3 separate regions of the Homo sapiens genome follow, and all the other regions are linked to region 3. Evidence: chromatin contacts called from ENCODE Hi-C or POLR2A ChIA-PET data. All regions are on one chromosome and are shown on one strand. The core of a region is the stretch at or near the end of the contact, and the rest is flanking DNA. Distances in the headings are between cores, read along the strand shown.

The links. A loop is a pair of places that touch in the nucleus more often than their neighbours do. ChIA-PET counts read pairs that join two places held with the same protein, here RNA polymerase II (POLR2A). Pooled maps may share reads with other maps.
Region 1: a loop to region 3 is called in a map of A673, with 4 times the contacts of the local background. The contact joins two enhancer-like sites. A Hi-C loop is called at or near these places in 12 of 168 maps with a recorded cell type or tissue (A673, CD4-positive, alpha-beta T cell, CD4-positive, alpha-beta memory T cell and 8 more), 1 of 37 single-sample maps with no recorded cell type and 29 of 50 pooled maps. POLR2A ChIA-PET finds 5 or more read pairs at or near these places in 2 of 52 experiments (GM12878 and SK-N-SH).
Region 2: a loop to region 3 is called in a pooled map, with 4 times the contacts of the local background. The contact joins the promoter of TRAF6 here to the enhancer-like site in region 3. A Hi-C loop is called at or near these places in 3 of 168 maps with a recorded cell type or tissue (CD4-positive, alpha-beta memory T cell, CD8-positive, alpha-beta T cell and naive thymus-derived CD4-positive, alpha-beta T cell) and 15 of 50 pooled maps.

The regions. Positions count from the first base shown.
Region 1 is chr11:36,486,329-36,490,351 of GRCh38, forward strand. TRAF6 (TNF receptor associated factor 6) reads right to left here. Exons shown (of 7, transcript NM_004620.4): 7 at 1-4,023. The coding sequence ends at 3,510. Among named protein-coding and RNA genes, the nearest start is that of TRAF6, 22 kb to the right of the region's middle. Within about 2 kb of position 1,328, at least 4 of the 41 ENCODE cell types and tissues checked have a DNase peak (open chromatin) inside an H3K27ac peak, as active enhancers do; they include A673, where a contact is called at or near this core.
Region 2 is chr11:36,508,846-36,512,659 of GRCh38, forward strand. It overlaps TRAF6 (TNF receptor associated factor 6), which reads right to left and starts at 1,427. Exons shown (of 7, transcript NM_004620.4): 1 at 1,203-1,427. It also overlaps a transcript of RAG1 not described here. RefSeq lists an enhancer at 1,246-1,295.
Region 3 is chr11:35,820,704-35,824,685 of GRCh38, forward strand. No RefSeq gene overlaps it. Among named protein-coding and RNA genes, the nearest start is that of LDLRAD3, 120 kb to the right of the region's middle. Within about 2 kb of position 1,533, at least 24 of the 41 ENCODE cell types and tissues checked have a DNase peak (open chromatin) inside an H3K27ac peak, as active enhancers do; they include A673, where a contact is called at or near this core.

The sequences.
Region 1 (4,023 bases), core at 78-2,577, 670 kb after region 3:
GTGCCCAGCCTAATAGTATTTTATATAAAATAATGAGTAGAACTTGAGGCAAGCCAAGAGAACAGTGTTAGTACATACAAGCAATTGTTCCTCTGTAAAAATAATGCATTCTAACTGTATACATAATTCATAAGCATGCTTAGTTTATCTAAGACTTACTGGTGTAAAAACGGTAATAGAGAATTATACTGTGACCTGTATAATTTTATATGGGTCACAATAATTAACTGCTAGAGATCGTCCAGTATCTCTGTATTATTCCATCATTAGAATAAAAAACACCTGCCTTCATTCTGTTTCACTTTTTTCTACTATTTATCCCCAAAATAAAAGTTAAATCATATTGTAGTATACCAATAAACAGTCTTTGCTGCCAATAGATAGTAATAAACTACCAAACTTCAAATCAACATTCAGACTTGTTTGCCAACAGCAAAATGTATGACGTGCAGCAAGTTTCATCCAACAGTGGGTTGGACGCTGGGCGTGGTGGCTCATGCCTGTAATCCCAGCACTTTGGGAGGCTGAGGCGGGCGGATCATCTGAGGTCAGGAGTTCCAGACGAGACTGGCCAATATGGTGAAACCCGGTCTCTACTCAAAATACAAAAAAATTAGCTGGGCGTGGTGGCGGGTGCCTGTAATCCCAGCTGCTTGGGAGGCTGAGGCAGGAGAATGGCTTGAGCCCGGGAGGTGGAGGTTGCAGTGAGCCGAGGTTGCACCACTGCACTCCAGCCTGAGCGTCAGGGTGAGACTGTCTCAAAACAAAAAACAAAACAAAACAACCTTTAGTTGAACATCTCCAGAAAAAAGTGGAAACAATTTCTTTTTTAATTTAGCAATGTCCCAGAATGATGCCAAAAGATAAATATGGTAAAAGGTGGTTAGTAACATACAACATAAAGCCCAAAGGCTTGTATACCCAACTGAGTGAAACTAGCATGTTTAAGAATAGAGTAGGAGATTGGGAAAATGTAAGGAAGAAACCAACTTTCCAGGTTAAGGCTTAATTCTGATTGAAGTAAAAAGTTTTCTATTTGGAATGACAGCTTGACTATTCTACTTTGTAGTCAAGATGAATGACCAGCATAAAATAACTGGCTGGTTTATGACAAAATGCCAAATGTTGGGGGTTAAAATTGCTCATTTTACTTAAGATGTGACCCAGCTGATAGACACTAAATTAGAGGAAAGTATCAGTGTCAGCAAAGAGTAAGTTAAAGACATTTTATACTGGCAAAATACTTTCCTAAGTATTGTCATTGTTCTGCTGGTTGGAACTTAATTTGAGACAGAATGTTATGGCTGGAGGGGACTCTAGAAATATCTGGTCCAAATCATTTTACAGATGGGAAGCTTGCTAAAAGCTGAAATTAGGCAAAACAACTTTTTTTTTTAATAAAGACTCTTGAGTTAGTAGAAAAAAATAGTATCACCAAGGCAGGAAATGACTCCTCTTTGTATCTAATGCACAGCCAGTGCTTTTAATAGAAATCTGACCAGGAAGCTTTTAAATATCATTTCCTTTTTTGAGCTGGGGGCGTGGAGATTAAATGTTTTGTGGCAACATTTAATTTTTTTCTCCGATAAAAGTACACATTTATTGTAGAAAATGTAAAAAATATAAGCAAGCGCAAAGGAAAATAAGCCAACAAAAAGTTTAGTATATTTCCTTCAGGCTTTTTCTACGCAAATACAAAAATACTACTGTTCAGTTTTTAAATGGAACTTGACAATTATTTATTCATTGTAAAATAATCACAGGAACAGCAGCAGTGTAGGTTTCCCTACCTAGAGGGTGGTATGCAGTGATTCTCAGGCGCTGGTTGGAAGGCACAGCTGAGGGACACAAACTGCCAGGAAGTAATGTGGTAACTAGCCATGAGCTTGTGGTACTAATGGTGGCACGGGAAACAAGGTCTCTGCTTGACTTTTATTTTCACTCCATAACAAACTCACCAGATCAGGAGCCTAAGGGTGGGTGGGGAGGGAGAAGAGAGAAAAAAGCAAAGGGAAAGTTCAAAGTGACACTCGCTGGGGCTGAAAACCACACTCCCCTGCAGATGAGGTCCTTGGCTTTCTCTTGAAATTAAGGCTGATCTAGAACGCTGGCTGGCGACTCTGATTTGGCCTCTCTGGGGGATACAATGTCATCTCTCATTACCAGACAACTTTAAATGGTGGATGGATCTTTAGATCCTTTATAAGCTTATACTAGTTGCGGGTCTCCCTGAGAACTAGATTCCACGATATTTTATATCTATATATAGGCCTTTAACAAATACATGATGGCACACAAAAAAATCATCTCCCTATTAGGAAAATCTGGTTACTTCCAGGATTCTACAGGATCCTTCTCAGAACCTGCAGTTGTTAGGCTACAGCAACATACTCAAGCTAAGTTGTGATACAACCACTGTGACTTCTAATCCTAGTTTGGTGACCTCCTAGGTATCTCCAATCATCTCCCAAGTTTTAAAAAATTCTGATTTTAGGAAATCAATTTTGTTCTTTTTAATCGAAATAAACCAGAGGGTATTCAAAAGAGCTGAAAACTTCTGGCTCACATAGCTTCTGTCACCACCAATGAGATGCCACATGCGCTGACTACTTGGGTCACTTTTAATTTTTATGTTGCTGATTGTATGTGTGCATCTCCTGTCTTGTAAGCATTAAACAAATGAAGACATATGCAGAGCTGTGAAATTCACTCTGCACTGAATAGACAAAAAGGGTTACATAGCATAACAATGAGCAGTTGGTATCCACGTGGTTCTCAGCATTATAAACTCTGGGGAAGATGCTACTTCGTAACCTCAAGGAAATAAGTAAGCAAGGCAGAAGGAACACTTAAACAAGTATTATTCAACAGACATGTTTACACTAAATAATTAAGGTTATATTTAGGGTTTAAACTCATCCCTGAATATCCTTAGTAACAACCTGGAGGAAAAACTGGGGTGAATGAGAACTTAAGTTTTCCAAGGATTATGGTTCAAATCCTCTGAAATCTATAACAGGTTAAAAAAATGAGAACTCAACTTTCTAGAGCAATAACTCTTCTCGAGGGCACTAGCACAAGGCGGTAGTGATTTTCACTTTTAATATATTACATATAATACTACAAAAAGACTGAAGTTTTAAGGAAAATCCATTATTATTAAAAGTTTAGTACTCTTGAGTCTGGACTTTCTGACAATAAAATACACCAGAGCAAAAGCCCAAGAAAGTACAACAAAGAGGTATACTAACTGGCAAAATAGCTGCTGCAACATGCCACAGGCACTTCAGGCCTAACATTTCTGAAAAAGCATGGAACGTGTGGATTCCCAGGAAAAAACTGCCTCAGATCATTTGTAACAGGAAGAAATAGTAAGTGACCTCTCTAACAACACTCACTAGTAGATATTACATATTTCCCGTGGCTTGTTTGTTTGCATGTTATTGAGAACAGGGCAAGGAAAGGCACTGTTTTCTCCAGGTAGTTGTTTTTGAGCAAGTGAGGGCAAGCTATACCCCTGCATCAGTACTTCGTGGCTGAAAACCCTCCCTCCGAAGGCTACCCATGTCAAAGCGGGTGGAGACCTCACAGCGCACTAATAATGTGTCATCCTTAATGAAAGTTCTTTGTCTTAGGGCTTCCAGATGCATAAAAGTTACATAGCCAAAACCTTTTGGGTTCCGTGGGATTGTGGGTCGCTGGAAAGCAAGCAGCTCTGGTTTGGCATCCATTATCTCTTCGTGGTTTTGCCTTACAGGTGCTTCAGACTGATCAAGAATTGTAAGGCGTATTGTACCCTGGAAGGGCCAAGGGAGGTGGCTGTCATATTCTCCTTGCATTGTGTGGACAAAAAGGGATATATAGTTTGCACAGCGCTGAGCAGTCGGTAACTGAAGGTGCAAGCGCATGCACAGTTTGTACCCGGGTTTGCCAGTGTAGAATCCAGGGCTATGAATCACAACAGGTTTCTCCTCTTCTTGACATTTCAAATGCATTCCAAAGTTGCCAATCTTCCAAATATAA
Region 2 (3,814 bases), core at 177-2,676, 690 kb after region 3:
AAGGATTTGAACTTCTCTCCAAATCTAAGTGTCCAAAAGTTTACCGGCATCACATGCCCAAATTTATCACAGAGAAGAGCTCATGTTACAATTCTGAAATATTGTGGTGCATGCAGGCTGAAACTCTGATGTGATCCTGTACCCACCACATGCCGGACTCCTTCCTAGAGTCACAAAAGAGGCCACATTGTTCCTGCCTATACACTCAACCTCAAAATTTGAAAAGCCCCTCTCCCTTCCCTAGTAATCAAAGGAGAATGAATGAAATGATAGCGGCCAAGTTCACAAGGCCAACACAGAATTTCTTTACCAGTTTTTCTCGTTTCTACATGGAACCTGTGTAACAAGACATTCAGTAATAGTAATCTGCTCTCAGAGAAAGAAACAATTAAATACCATACAGCGAAGCTGCTAATACTTTATTTAGGTGCTTTCTGTTCACATTCAAGACAGTCCTAACTCAGCTGGAGTTCCCCTTAAGCCAAATACTAGGAACAGCTTTATCAACCCGGCGTCTGGAACAATCGCTCGAACTACCGAGTTTAGGGGCGGGGGAGAAAACATTCGTGTCATCTGAGCCTTTTTTTTTTTTTAAACTCGCTGCCTGAGACTTCTATAGAGTTCAACAGGGAATCCAAAAATAGCTTTCCCATGACAGTGACAGCCGGAGTCGCCAGGAACGTAAAGGATTTTTTAAAAATTTAAGCAGGTGTTTGCTCCAAGGAGCGGACAACTGCAGGAGGCAATTTCCTTATCTGGGAAGGGGAAAAAGCGGAGTTGAGGGGAGCGAGGTTGAGTAAGGCGACGCGGGGTTTTTTAGGGGGTGGAATGAGCGAGGAAGAGGAGGCCTGGGGAGCAGAGGTCAGGGGACAGGGAACGGTGTCCCCGACCTGTGGGAAGCGTGGGGACAGAGGCTGCGTCCCGACCTGCAGGAAGCGAGGGGCAGGGAACGGTGTCCTCGACCAGCGGGAAGCGAGAGGACAGGGGCGGCGTCCCCGACCCGTGGGAAGCAAGCGGGTAGGGGCGGCGTCCCTGACCTGTGAAAAGCGAAGGGACAGGGGAGGCGTCCCCGACTGGTGGGAAGCGAGGGGACAGGGACTGCGTCCCCGACCTGCCGAGAGCGAAGGGGCGGGGGGCGGCGTCCCTGACCGCTGGGAAGCGAGGCGGCGGCCGCCAGGAGGAGGCGCCTGAAGGAGACTCACCGTTCTAGTGCGCGGGGAGGCCGAACCAGGAGGGCAGGGCTCCCCCACCAACCGCACGACTCCGCTCAGCCAAGGCGCTGGTAGAGGACGGACACAGACACTGCGCGCCGAGACGAGGCTGCTTGGACGGCAAACTCTGGATCCAGTGGGAGCCTTCGCCACCTTCGCTGGCCGCCCGCAGGCCAAGCCCCAGCTGCGGACGCCACTGCTTCCGCCTTCTCTGCTGGCTGCGGGGAGCGAGGGGCAGGGAGCGCGCCGGGGAGGAGACAGAGCGGCCGAGTTCGGAGAGAGTGCCCCCTGGCGGTGATCCTCCAGGCGGACTGTGGCGCGGGCCGGGCGGCGCCCCCAGCCCCGCAGCCTGGCTTTCTTCCTGCTCGGGTGTCCCACCTGGGAATTCGTTGCACCGCACAGCCGAACCCGAGTGTGTCAATGGGTGTGTGTTGGAATGAGGATGGCGACGAGAAGATCCCTCCCGGAATAACTTAATTTGGTGAGCAGTGGCGACAGTAGTAATCCCAAACTGCGCTTTTATAGCACCCCTCTCCAAGCAGGAGAAAACCCCAGCTGGGCTAGATCGCTTGACCTTCAGGAATTCTTAAACCCCTCCCCAGCTCCACCCTCCTTGCCCAGGAAGTTTCTGCGATCCATAGAACCCTCTATTATTACCTGCTCTTCCCCTTCATCCGGTCCAAGGGAGTCAGCCCTTGCCTTAAATATTTCTTTGAATTTCCTGCCAAGAACACCAGCGCTTTGTCTTTCTCTGTCATGGGAAAACTATTTTAAATTCCCTGTTTAACTGGTCATAAACGTCTAGAGAATGTACCACGCGTTTTGCTGGAGAAGCACAAAAGAGTTTCATCCACCTCTGCATATTTGGTTCATCGTCCACCTCTTAGGGGAGGTTTTCCAGGATAGTAGTCATGCGTATGTATCCTGAAGCCAGAATGCTTGGTTCCAATCCGGTTTTTCCTACAATAAATGTGTGATTCAGGTAAAATACTTAATCTGTACTTGTTTCAGTTTTCTCATCTCGTATTAACATGGGGATAATAATAGTATCTACCTCACAGGGTTGTTGGAAGGATGAGATAAAATATGTAAAGAAATTATTTAAAACTATCTGGCCAGGCACAAATAGGCTCATGCCTATAATCCCAGTACTTTGGGAGGCTAAGGCAGGAGGATCACTTGAGGCCAGGAATTTGAGACCAGCCTGGGCAACATAGTGAGACCCCATCTTTACACAAAATTTAAAAATTACCTGGGTGTGGTGGTGCATATCTGTAGTCTCGGCTACTCTGGAGGCTGAGGTGGGAGGATGGCTTGAGCCCTGGCAGTCAAGGCTACAGTAAGCCATGATTGCACCACTGCATTCCAGCCTGGGTGACAGAGTGAGACCCTGTCTCAAGGAACAAACGAACAAACAAATAAACCCAAAACTAGGACATAGTATGGGCTCAATAAATGTTACCAATACTATATGTCCTACTTTCTGGCTGCCAATATTCATTAAAAATGCTTCTCTTTTTAAGAAGAATTTATCACTGGTTCTCAGGTTCTGTCAACCCCCTTTTAAAAGATTGTATTTTGAAACACTTAAGACATAAAAAGAGCACAAACATCTGTGTGCTCACCACCCAGCTTTAAAAAATAAAACATTGCCAGCCTTTGTGTATCCCTCCCTAGAAGCTCCTCTTAAAAATTAAATCTCTTATGGGATGGAAGAAAAGATCATTATATGAAATTGAGAGCTGGAGAAAAGGAAGAGCAAGAGAATCAGAGTTCCCTCCACTTCTTAGTGTGAGCTCTGGGGCAGGTTACATAACCTCCATGAACTACAATGACCAAAAACTATAAAAAAGGGGATAATGTCTACCTTACCAGGCTTTTGTCAGTATAAAATAATAAAAATCTATTGTGAGAGACTCCAGCACCAGGCTTTCAAAAAGATTAGGTGTTCTGTGTATGTTTCTTTACATTGTTTTCATAAGTGCCCTCAAGGGGCCTTTTCCTACTCCTTCAAATCCAATTTATTCAATATAGGAGAGAGTTTTAGTGCTCATCCATGCCTTGGGCACACAGGAAACTTACAAATACCATTTCCCTTTGCAATCAGGCAGGGCCACGTGACTAGTTCTGGCCTGTGAGCTATGACGAGAAGGATGCATATCATTCCTAGGTCAAAGCGTTTTATTTTCATTGCAAGACTGTTTCCCCTGTGTGCAACCAAGGAGCAAAGGGCAACTACAAGAGGGAAGAGATGTATCACTCAGTTGATGTATGAAGGGCAGTTGCCTTGGAAAGTCAATCCACCTGCATTGGACTTACGAGAGCAGGAAACAAACGCCTGTTATTTTAAGCCATTGAGATATTGGGATTGTCTTTTCTGCTGCATAGCTAAGCCTACTTTATGCACAGTTCTTTCTTGAATTCTTTCCTGATACTCGAAATAAGAAAGCCAAAGTTCTACTCCTGCTTCTGACTCTCATTGAAATTGGGACCTGGTCAGATGTCCTTATCTATAGAGTTGTAATGAAATCTATCCTGTCTTCTTTTCAGAGCTGTTATGAGTTCAAATGAGGTCATATGGAAAGATACCTTGCAAACTAGGA
Region 3 (3,982 bases), core at 283-2,782:
TGAGGATCTGTCCTTGTAGAAGAACACTCTCCAGAAAATCAAGGTTAGGTTTGTCTCTGCTGACTCAGCCCAGCAAACAGTGCTTCCGAAAATCACTGAGGCCTCCAAGTTCAGATTGGCAATCACAACTTTCCTTCCTGCAATCACAGAACATTCTCTGGGAAGCTAATCAGGATGACTTATCTTTAACTGGGAAGAGTGGATTTGTGTCACTCCAGCCAAACTCTGAAGAGGCACAAGCCCTAATGAGGAAGAGATCAAGGAACATTGTTGAACGATACCCTGGTTCTCAGTATAATCCCATCTCACGACTGTGACCTTCAAGTCATAGGGCCAGTAGAGTAGGTCAAATGAGTTAAAACCCTAACTTTTGGACTTTGATAACCTTCCTTAGAGCTCTCTACTGTGAGAAGAAAAGGTCATCTGCTAGGCCATGTTCAAGCAAAGAAAAGTGGGATTTTTCCCATCTCTCATGATTCCCCAATCCCAATCCTTTAGGGTTTACCTATTCATGTTAACCAAAAACACTGAGTTGGAAGTGGAGCCAAGCCCCTTACCACTTTACCACTCCCTAACCTCATTCCTGTTATGTCTGATTTCTACCAAACAGGAGCATTAACCGAGATCCCTTTCCCCAAAACAAAAGCTTTGCCCATTTGAGGCTCTTGTTTTGTTTGGGCCCTTCTTGCTATCCTTCTCTTGTTCTGTGCTTCGTTTTCTCTGGGCCCCATTCATTCCAGTTTCACGAGAGAAGAGGAGAAAGTACAGACCACAAGAAGGAAAAGCATTGTAATTCTGGTTGCTTTTTTACCCACAGTCGACGACTCCTATTGTAGCAGCCGCATCACGTGTATCATTGAGCGCTCCATCGTGCCCTTGACCCTTCCTAGTCCCGGCTCCTTGTCTTGGAGCAACAAAATGAAAAAGCTGAAGGCCAGGCGTGGTGGCTCACGCCTCTAATTCCAACACTTTGGGAGGCTGAGGTGGGTGAATCACTTGAGGCCAGGGGTTGGAGACCAGCCTGGCCAACATGGTGAAACCCCGTCTGTACTAAAAATACAAAAATTAGCTGGGCATGGTGGTTTATGCCTGTAATCCCAGCTACTCGGTAGGTGGAGGCATGAGAATCGCGTGAACCCGGGAGGCGGAGGTTGCAGTGAGCTGAGATCGCGCCACTGCCCCCTCCAGCCTTGGGGACAGAGTGAGACTCTGTCTCAAAAAAAAAAAAAAAAAAAGCTGAGGCGAACGCCTCTGCGCCCCCTAGAGGTTGGAGAGTGCAACCAACAATGAGTGTGAACACATGGAAAAGCTCAGTGCCAGCCTCCAAGCTGTTAGCAATGAAGAGGGAGCTTGTGGGGCAGGCTGATCCAAGTCCCAACCGCCCTGAAGGGAGATTATAATCCCCAGTTCCTCCTCAAGAACTTCTCCATTGTAAGGCAAATCCCACTTTTCTTCTTGCTCCCATATTGGCACCTAGATATCAAGGGAGGCAAAACCAAATCCTTGGCGTCTCAGCTCTGCTTTTGTAAACCAATTTCCCCACTAATAAGAATCGGAGATTGTGTTTCCCCGTGCAGTGCCAGACCAGGCCAGCAGGGGTCTAACATTAGTTGCTTTTAACCTACAATGACTGGCTCTCCACCGTAGTGGCTGAGTGAGTGAACTTGAAGTGAAGAGCTAATAGCCATGACTGGAGAAAACAGGTATAAATAGTGCATCCATTTTTGTAGTAAGACTAAAAACAGTCCAACCCACAGGATATCGATTTTCCTTATCCACAATGAAGTGCTTGGTTTAATACACTTTTCCTGTTTACTCTGAAAATGCATTCATAAAGAGAGCTATCTTAATCCAGGATCTTGGACCATCCAGATTTCTGTCTGAAACAGTTCACTAATTGCTGTTTGGTCTCTAAAGAGGATGCCATGAGGACTAAAGATTATATAATAAAAAAGACAATGTCTCAAAAAGCAAATGTCTCCAACTTATAGATGTCATAGTTTTAAAAACAAACAAAAAAACACATGAGTTTAGTATTTCTGGATCATTCTTAAGGTTGGTATTTGAAACTGTAAGCTCAAATCTTTACATTGTCCTTGAATATATTTTCACTGTGGCTATTAATTACAACAATGATTAAATACCTAAAAAACTATTGTACTTTCCAGTTTTCAGTCTTTTTACATACATTATCTCATGTGGTCCTTTAATACAAGAAAAAAATTAGTCTCATTTTATGGCCAATGAAATTGAGGCTCAGAGAGGTAAAGAATGTTGCCTGAGATCACACCACTAGTAGTAGCAGAGCTGGCAATTTTCCATGCCAAATGCAGCAATTAAAGTCCATGGGCATTACAGGACATTTACATATACAAACATTTATATAATGCAACCTTATTATGAATGGTATTTTTTCAGCAACTAACCTGATTTTACTTATTAATATCTATTTATATCTTGTTGCTATGATAGAATAATCATACTATAATTTCTTTAAATTAACGGAATGCATGCTTTTGATGAAGTGCACATTCCTTCACATAGCCCTCCCTGTTCTATGTTTGGCTCTTTGATGAGATAGCAGGAAGTGGCAAGAATCCAATCTACCCAGATTCAAAAATTCTCCTTATCTTAAACAGGCCACTCTGTCAGAGAAAATGAAACTGTTTTAATCACATAACAACCTGAAGTGCTAGGTACTATTATTTTTCTAGATGAAAGAAGAGGCACAGAGAGGCCAGCTTGCCCAAGTGCAACAACTATAAAGTGCGGGGGCTGATTTCTACCCAGCTAGACTGACCCCTACCAGGGTCACAATCACTGTGGCACCAGGTGCAAAGACCCTCCAGATAGCACAGAAGAGGTAACAGGACAGACTCTATAATTTCCCCCAAAAGAGTCTAACGTGGTTGTGAGAACTAAATAAAAAGGGCTCTGTTGTTATACCTTAGAGAATAGGGAGAAGCGTTACAGGTTTTTTAAAAAGTCAAATGCAATATGGATTTAAAATGACTTTATAGACATTATAATTTTGATACCAATCACTCTGAGCTGCTTGGATTGTCTCAGAATCTCCATTTTCTGCCTTCCCTTTTATTTAGAGGTTTAATGACCTTAGATAACATTAAGGAAAGGCACCTTGAGCTTGCCTGTCTGTAGCCACCGGCACTACAGACCTGGCGTGGCAATCTGCCCAATCCCCACAGGGTGAGTTCCCACGAACTGATAACCTACTATGTGCCGGCATTTTGCAAACTGCCTCTAGAACAGGCACTTCAGGCTGCCTAACGAGTGGGTGTCTACTCCCTCTTCTTGCAGGATTGGGTGCAGGGGTTCCCGCTCCCAGGGGCCTCCAGAAACAGGCTCAGTCTCCCAGCTCCAGGGGCCGACCTGATTGGTGTAAGGGAAGTCCCGCCCTCTTGGTCATGAGTGGTTCAGAAATGAGCATGTGACTTGCGGGGGCTTCTGGGAAGTTTCCTCATGCCCACAAAAGCCTGCCAGAAGGTACCACCTTTCTCCTTTACCCAGATGGTGCCTACATTTGTTCCTGTGATTTGAGGAGGAAGCTAACCTGGGGCTTCGGAGCAGAAGGTAAGGCAGCTTGAGAGAGACTCACTATGACTTGTGCCCAAAGCTCTAAGACCCTGCGGTCCTCACAGCACCCCCACAAGGGAAGCCTTGTTAAGGCCCTTTTGCAGATGAAGAAACTGAGGCCGAGGGAGGTACAGAGTAAATAACCAAACTGAAGTTCAATCAAACCCAGGGATATCTGCCTCCAAAACCTGGGCTCCCTTTCAGCTCACTGATCTGTCCACTTGTCCAGAGTGGGGAAAGTTAGAGCAGGACCTCTTTGATCTGGTGGAACCAGTGGACTCCTCCACCCGAGGCATACCTTCTGCTTCCCTCCACCTCACCTTTCTTAAGGCAATTCTCTCTGCTCACAATGCCCTTCACTGTCCCCTCCAACCCCTGACATCCTTTC